Linked DNA regions of Mus musculus: region 2 is linked to region 1. The links are chromatin contacts, found by Hi-C or POLR2A ChIA-PET in ENCODE. All regions are on one chromosome and are shown on one strand. The core of a region is the stretch at or near the end of the contact, and the rest is flanking DNA. Distances in the headings are between cores, read along the strand shown.

Region 1 (4,010 bases), core at 674-3,173:
TTTGGTGACGCAGAGAGATGTTTCTTATTTGTGGTGCCCAACATGGTAGCACCAAGTGTGTGCATCTACAAAGCAGCGGAAATTGGCTGTTGAAACAGAATGGGTTTTAGAACTTTTTTATTAAGACATCTTAAAATTAATTTAAATTTGTTTCAGTTAATTATTGTAGCTAGTTAACTTTAATTAACCTAATGCCAAATTACAATTAATTAAATCTAATTTAAGTTTAAATATCTATGCCAGTAGATACCATATTTGACAGCATAACTCTAGATATTTTATGTTTTATCCCTAGAAGATTATGTTAGAATATCCCTTCATTTGATTTTCAAAAGAATCACATATTGTTTTGAAATTTAAATTTTTAGGTTTTACTTTTATCGACACAGGGTCTCACTGTGTAACCCAGGCTGGTTTTCTATGCTGCTTTGACCTTCATCGCATGAGCGTCGTAGCCACGTGCTACCATTGCTGTCAAGAATAGCATTTATCGATTTGCAAATGCTTACTTTCTCATTTATGAGAGCTTTAAAACGTGTTCTCACACTCTTAGACATTCCTCCACAGAGTGTCTGAAGAATAATTCTACTTCCCTTCAACAGAAGTTGGTCCTGGCTGTTTTGTTTCTAGCAAGTAACACATGTGACAGAGGTGACAGTATGGCTTGGGAGGTTAACTCAGAAAGAACGAGGAAGCTTCCCTGGCACATGCCTCTCCTCCCCCTCTCCGCCCAAGCTAAGCGCCCTTATGAGAATCCTGGCTTTTCTGAGGCTATCAAGGCTACGCAGTTATTTAGAGAGATCACTCAGTGGTACCGGGGTAGGAAGACTAACTTGCAGCCTCTAGATGTTTTAGCTTTCTCAAGTCAGGCTTCAAGTTATTTTAGGCATAGCCACTATCTGATTGTAGCTTCCCAACAGACTCCGAGAGAGAGAACTGCTTAGCTGAGCCCGGTTAATCTCCAGTGAGGTGATATAAAATACTTGCTATTACTTTGTGCCACCGTTTTGAGCAACACCGTTGTAAAGCAACAGCCAGAGTGATCCTGTGTGAAAGAACTGTGCAGGAGACGGACCTGTGACGCCCAGGAATGCTCATCATCGTTTGGTCTGTGGTTTTTATTTTTTGAGAAAAGGTCTTGCTATGTAGTCTTGGCAGTCCTAGTACTCACTATACAGTCCTGACTGGCCCTGAACTTGAAGCAATTCTACTCCAGCCTCCCGAGTGTTGGCTTTCTAGGCCTGGGCTACCACCCCTAGGTTCCGTGGATAGCTTCGAAGGTCAAGTGCATCACATCAACTTACCTTGGATATCAGGAAGTGCTGATCACCTCACATTGTTTTAAAAACTGAATTACAATTTTTATTTTTGTGATGGTCTTGCCATCTTTCCTAAGTTAGTCTGGAAGTCCTGCTTCTGGTGTCCTTTCCTAATCTCCTTAATGCTGACATTACAGACGTGAGCTACCTACCACTCAGTGTTCTTTTGTGTTAATACCTTTTCTGTGTAGCTGTTTGCAAGCCCAGGGCCGAATGAATCAGCCAGTTTTGTAAGAAAATAAGATGAAAAAAAACCAAAAAAAACAAAAAACAAAACAAAACAAAACAAAACACCTCATCTGCGTGGTTCCTCTTTCTTATCTTATTCTCCCTTTGGCATTCTTTAAAACAGAAGCCTCACCTCAGTGGGTAAGTGTTAATCCACACTGGAGGATGAAGACCAGTCATGTGTGTGTGGGTCTTTATTAAGCCAGTATGTGGTGTGAGGTCATCGAGTGAGCTAGCTATGGAGCTGGGAGACTCTCCAGTGGCCTTTTCCATAAGAGGAGATCTTCAAAGTGACTCTCCAGGTGAACAGAGGTAGTGAGAGCAGCAAGATCTCAGGCCTGGTAAAGTTCATGCCGGCGCCTCTCAGTGTGATTCTCCAGTAGGGGGCAGCTCTGAGCCTAGTCATTTGAGGATGGGATGGAAGCAGAGAGACTAATAAGGTCCAGCTGAGGGATGGACCTTTCAGGTTATTAGTGGTGCAATAGTAGGAGTGTTTAAACAAAGGGCAATGTATATCATAAAACAGGTTCAAGTTAAGCTTTGCGATTTCTTTTTCCCTTGGCAATGAGAGATCACTTACTGCTGGGGGAATCCTGTAGGCTTTGGATGATACGTCAGTGGCTCATGGCTAAGCACAGAGGGTAAGTAAGCTAACATGGTGTAGACAGTTGGAAAGAAGATAAGGTGAAGGGAGGAGTTCTTAGTCGCAGTGAATTTAATACTGGGAATTTTCGGCACCATGGCATTTGGCGGGGAAGATATTTTGGGCAGTGGGGATTGGGATATGTCTCCAGTTACACCATATGAGGAGTTGCTTACTCTTCTGTTTATGGGTCCAGGCTTGTCTGTCTAGGGGCATGTGATCTGCAGGTGTTGATGGGAAGGTCAGAGGGAGGAGGGGAGTGAGCAAGAGGCAGACAGGGAGAGAGAGAGAGAGAGAGAGAGAGAGAGAGAGAGAGAGAGAGAGAGAGAGAGAGAGAGAGAGAGAGAGAGAGAGAGAGAGAGAGATGAAAGCTTTCCTAAGGCTGACTGCTCAGGGAACTTAACACCTCGGAGTATGTTCTAAAGGAACTGCTCAAGACCTTTTATTAATGCATAGCTTTTCACCTTTGGCACAGAGGAGAAAGCTCTGGAAGATGTTCCACAGCACTGCACCAGCACTGTGCAGGAAACATCTAAGGAGCTCGCTGGCACACTCAGTGTCTTGTTGGGCAGCCTTTCCTACCGCTTCTTTACGACCACAGAAAGCTGCTGTCCTGTGGAATGGTAAGCCCAACCACACTTTAGAGTAGAGGTGTGCCAGTTCTTTCCAGCAACTGATGGATTTGTTACCATTAGTATACGGTAGCTCTCCAGAAATTCTGCAATTGCCTCTTGAAACAGGAAAACCTGAGGTCATGTGGGCAGGGTATTGCTAATGGGGTGAAAACTTTTCCGGACCATTAAAACCAGTTCCTGTCACTTGCCTTTAAGTAAAAGTTTAAACAAACCTCTGTTCTGTGTTAGGAAAACCAGAATCAATACCCGATTACAGCAAAGTTCAATGTCATTCGGCCTGATTCCACCGACCTCCGAAAATCCACAAGGGGCAGGAGCTGAAATTGATGACCCTGAAGTCTCCAACTCAGAATCCAACTTCTTGGGCTGCTACCCATAGGCTTTGAATGGCATTAATCAGCAATAATCACAGTTGCGGTATTAACATTGCACAGTGCCAGATAGCTCATAAATCATTTCCAATATAAATATCATTTCATCTTCATAGAAACCCCACGAGGTGATTATTACTCTTTTACAGAGGAGAAAACTGAGGCTTAAGATAACGTTAGCATGTTATCCCATATCTCAGGGGAGTGGGTGTCTGTGGTGTGTTTAGATCTGGCCTTCGTGATCTAAGTCTGTGCCATTGGGGCAGAGTCCAGAGATCAGAGTCCGGATTGGGGGTGTGAGGGAGAACGTGAGATGGCACAGGAGGTAAAGCCTGGTCATCTAGGAATAGGCAGTCCGCAGCCCAGGACAGCCTTTCTCAGCCCTCTCTTTGCCCAGCAAGGTAATGCGAGCACCGGAGACCTTTGTATCTAGAATTATGTTCAACACCGCCGACTTTCGGGTGAGAAAGCAAAGGTGCAGAGGTTTGTTGTTGTTCAAAGATTCAGAGAGCAGCCTGGAGATAAGGCTCGTATTGCTGCCCATTTTTCTGCCCTCAGAATGGAATTTTGGCCACTCTACCTGGGTGCTTTTCCAGCCTTGCGTTCTGTTCTCTTGACGAGGAAGCAACGTGTTTACAGTGGAAGATGATGGGGCACGTCATAGATAAGCGAGCTAATAATAACATTTGCTACGATTCACCAAGCACCTGTGAAACCCTGCCGCAGACACTCCATAGGCAGGCTCTGTAATTTTCACCGGAACTTTGCAAAATCTGTATTGTTGTTGTGTGGAGAGGTGGGGGCCAGGGGTGGA
Region 2 (4,010 bases), core at 668-3,167, 47 kb after region 1:
TAATGTCAGATGTTGCATAAGAGTAAAAAAACACCCTAGAAAATTGGTTATTAAATTTAATATGAGAGAGAGAGAGAGAGAGAGAGAGAGAGAGTTTTATGTTGTTTTCTTCTTAAGTGATAGAGGTTAGAACCAGAAATCCTTGGGTTAAGGAGGAAGATATGGGACAATGGAGATCTTGGTTACAAATAACCTTTCTACCTTCTTTCTTTTTCCCTCTGTCTTTCTCTTATTTCTCTAAAATGCCATGTTTATTGTAGTTTTGGCATTTGGAGAAATGATAGAATGAAGGTGAAATTAATTATGTGTAAGGCAGAAAGAAACACAGGGAAAAATTCACTAGATGATGTATCATTTGAGCCTGATCTAAAGGTGCAAGTTTGACCTTAGATACATTCAGCAACTGTTTATTTCTTATGGGGAGTCAGAAAAGCAGGTAGATTTTATAGTGGAAAGACACAGAGTGGTAGCAACCAAGCTTCAATAGGAGAATGACCAAATTCATAACAATTTGACAAAATTTAAGACTGCATATTCTTTAAATGAGTATTTGTGTATATGATAGTCAAGGGTTAAAACAATGGCTTTATGATAGTATTTACTGGTTCAACCTATTGAGTTGCTGTGTCAACCTCTGCTTGCAGCTTGTTAAGGAAAGGTGATTCCCTCCCTTTCCCTCTCCCCCTCCCCCTCCCCTCCCTCTCCCCCTCCCTTCCCCTCTCCCTCTCCCCCCCTCTCCCCCTCCCCTCCTCCCCTCTCCCCCTCCCCTCCTCCCCTCTCCCTCCCTTCCCCTCCTTCTCCCTTCCCCCTCCCCTCTCTCCCCTCCTCCTCCCCCTCCCCTTCTCCCTCTCCCTCTCCCATCAGTCCTAACCAGAGGACAAGGAAGTAGTAAAAGGGAAGCCTTGTATCTTCACTATAAAGGATACAACCTAGAGAATGTCTCTTTTCTGTCCAAATCTCATTCTGACCTATAGCTGATGCTGAGAAATTGACTTTGTTAGGATGGGAATGCATCTAACTAAAAATGGAATTACTGAATGAATGGTTCTCTGCTTCAGGGGATACACTATTTTTCTCTAATTTCTCAATTAGAGGGCAACTCATGAATGGAATGAAAGAATGGATGAGCTTGTGCGGGGTTCAGAAGCAAGGCCAAGGAGCATGGTATTCAACTAGAAGACTGAGGTAAGCAGAGAACTGCTTAACTGTTGCTAGGCAGTGTGGAGGGACTTCTTAGACTCTGAACAAAAGAAGCAAATGCTGACTATCCTGCCTCCTCCCTGAAGCTTCCACATTATAAAAAAGAAACAAAAAAACAAAAAAACCCCCCAAAAACCCCCAAAACCCAAAACCCCCAAACCAAAAAAAACCCAAAACATCAAACAAACAAAACCCAGTCTGTTACACAAGATTGTGACCAATGGTACATTTGGGATAGGACAGGTGTTCCATTCAGTCAAAGGTCTCTGATAAGTCTAGGCAGTTGGCCAGGGAAAGTTTGTTCTTGGTACTGGGAATGGAATGCTTGTTTTCTTCATTTCCCAATATGGAAAAGAGCAGCTTCCAGGACAGGTTAGCAGACACTGGAGATGCAGCCATCATATGCACACACACAAGTGCTCATCTATTAAGCTAAAATTTCCCATTATTTTTCTCAGTAGAGCTAGGCCAAGTGGAGCCTTGGGAAGCTTTCTCATTTTTCCTGTCACACAGAAGCTGGTGATTCAGGGGTCACAGGAGTTTGTAATAAATAACCCACATTGATTTCTCTGTTCTAGAATGATTTTTTTTTTGCTTCTCTTTCTCCCAGTGGTCTGACGTTTACCCCAAGAGGCAGTGTTAGGAAATCATTTACAAAGTGGTTCAGCCCCTCCATCTGCTATAGTTATAAATCTGAGGATGGGCTGGGCCCGAGGCAAGCGTTCCAGGACTCCTTGTCCTTGATCTTTCAGACAAAACACTGTCCTCTTAGTCCAGATCCCAGCAGCATCCATAGCCATGGAGAAGCTACTCTGGTGCCTTCTGATCATGATCAGCTTCTCTCGGACTTTTGGTCATGAAGGTAGGAGCTATCATAAAGATCTTTTCCCTATGGGAGAATGGTCGGAACTTAATATTTTGCATAAGGAATCAAGGATCAGGATCAGGGTAGCTGTGTATTTATGTAACCTGGGAGAGGACCAGATGACCCTTGATCCCAAACTCTACCTGTAAGGGAGGAATAAGTCTTCATTATCTGAGAAACTACTTACTTTCTTGGTTTTCTGTTTCACAGACATGTTTAAAAAGGCCTTTGTATTTCCCAAGGAGTCAGATACTTCCTATGTGTCTCTGGAAGCAGAGTCAAAGAAGCCACTGAACACCTTTACTGTGTGTCTCCATTTCTACACTGCTCTGAGCACAGTGCGCAGCTTCAGTGTCTTCTCTTATGCTACCAAGAAGAACTCTAACGACATTCTCATATTTTGGAATAAGGATAAACAGTATACTTTTGGAGTGGGTGGTGCTGAAGTACGATTCATGGTTTCAGAGATTCCTGAGGCTCCAACACACATCTGTGCCAGCTGGGAGTCTGCTACGGGGATTGTAGAGTTCTGGATTGATGGGAAACCCAAGGTGCGGAAAAGTCTGCACAAGGGCTACACTGTGGGGCCAGATGCAAGCATCATCTTGGGGCAGGAGCAGGACTCGTATGGCGGTGACTTTGATGCAAAGCAGTCTTTGGTGGGAGACATCGGAGATGTGAACATGTGGGACTTTGTGCTATCTCCAGAACAGATCAGCACAGTCTATGTTGGTGGGACACTCAGCCCCAATGTTTTGAACTGGCGGGCACTGAACTATAAAGCACAGGGTGATGTGTTTATTAAGCCGCAGCTGTGGTCCTGACCTACTGTTGTGAGCCCTGAAGCACCTCCTGGGATTACATTCTCTCCCTTGTCTCGGGTTATGAACCTTTTAGCCCCAGCAGATGTTGTAGGTCTGTTCTGTGAATATGGCCTTTCACTTCTCTGCTTTGTGGTCCTCAGCACTAGAGCACGGAATTTAAATGGAAGGCTTCCAGCATAAGCATCCCACTAGGACTCTACCAAAGAGAATCTGACTTACCCATGGTTTTATATATATATATGTAAATATCCATATATATATATATAATTGAAAAAATTTCAGACATAATTCTTCTCCCTCACATAGATGAAAAAATAGATGCACAGAAAGGAGAATAATTTTTTATTGTTTTTGTTTTATAATGTCATCTTGAGTGCTGTATTTACATACTTTCTATCCCTCCCTCTTCAGATCCTTTCCTATCCTTCCAAATTCTCTCTCAAATTCATGATGTCTTATTATTAGCCTTATGCATATATACATATGCATAATACCTATCATCTATCAATCAATCAATCAATCAATCAATCTATCTATCTATCTATCTATCTATCTATCTATCTATCTATCTATCTATCTACCTATCTATCATCTATTCATCAGTCATCCATCTTACTGATTACATTTAGTGCTTCTTGTATTTTGTTGAAGACTGGACACTGGATAATCTATCAGGAGGGCCCCTCCCTGAAGACTGATTGTCCTTTTCTCAGCAGCCACTGATTACCTCTAGCTCTTCATATAGGGTTCTGTCTTTGTGAAATTTCTTCTGTCCATGTTGCATGTCAATTGGTGTCATTATGCAGGTCTTGTTTGGGCAACCTAGAGTGATGGAGCACTGACTACACTGTGCTCAGAATCAGTTCTTTTCTGGAATAAAATCTGTACCTGAACTTCCCCAGTCCATGAGTCAATAAAGTCACCTTTGGCTTGAATGAATTTGAGCAGTTTTATGAATAACTTCATTATTGACCCTCTGAAATCAAGACTCTAAATTCAGGTTGACTGTCACTGTCATGCAGAATCATATCCAAGCCATACTACCTCCTGCTGCTGGAGTCTTTTGTGATGAGTCTCTCTGAGGTGAATAGCTCTACTTTGGAGATAGCTGGTCATTCATG

The links. A loop is a pair of places that touch in the nucleus more often than their neighbours do. ChIA-PET counts read pairs that join two places held with the same protein, here RNA polymerase II (POLR2A).
Region 2: a map of mouse embryonic stem cell shows a loop between it and region 1 (2.3-fold over the local background). The contact joins the promoter of Crp here to the enhancer-like site in region 1. A Hi-C loop is called at or near these places in 1 of 37 maps with a recorded cell type or tissue (mouse embryonic stem cell). POLR2A ChIA-PET finds 5 or more read pairs at or near these places in 1 of 5 experiments (Patski).

What each region holds. Positions count from the first base shown.
Region 1 is chr1:172,648,761-172,652,770 of GRCm38, forward strand. It overlaps Gm35601 (a long non-coding RNA gene), which reads left to right. Exons shown (of 5, transcript XR_001779542.2): 3 at 1-2,188; 4 at 2,666-2,813. Among named protein-coding and RNA genes, the nearest start is that of Gm35601, 18 kb to the left of the region's middle. Within about 2 kb of position 1,924, at least 1 of the 3 ENCODE cell types and tissues checked has a DNase peak (open chromatin) inside an H3K27ac peak, as active enhancers do.
Region 2 is chr1:172,696,139-172,700,148 of GRCm38, forward strand. Crp (C-reactive protein, pentraxin-related) reads left to right here and starts at 1,918. Exons shown (of 2, transcript NM_007768.4): 1 at 1,918-2,062; 2 at 2,276-3,828. The coding sequence starts at 1,999. The coding sequence ends at 2,889.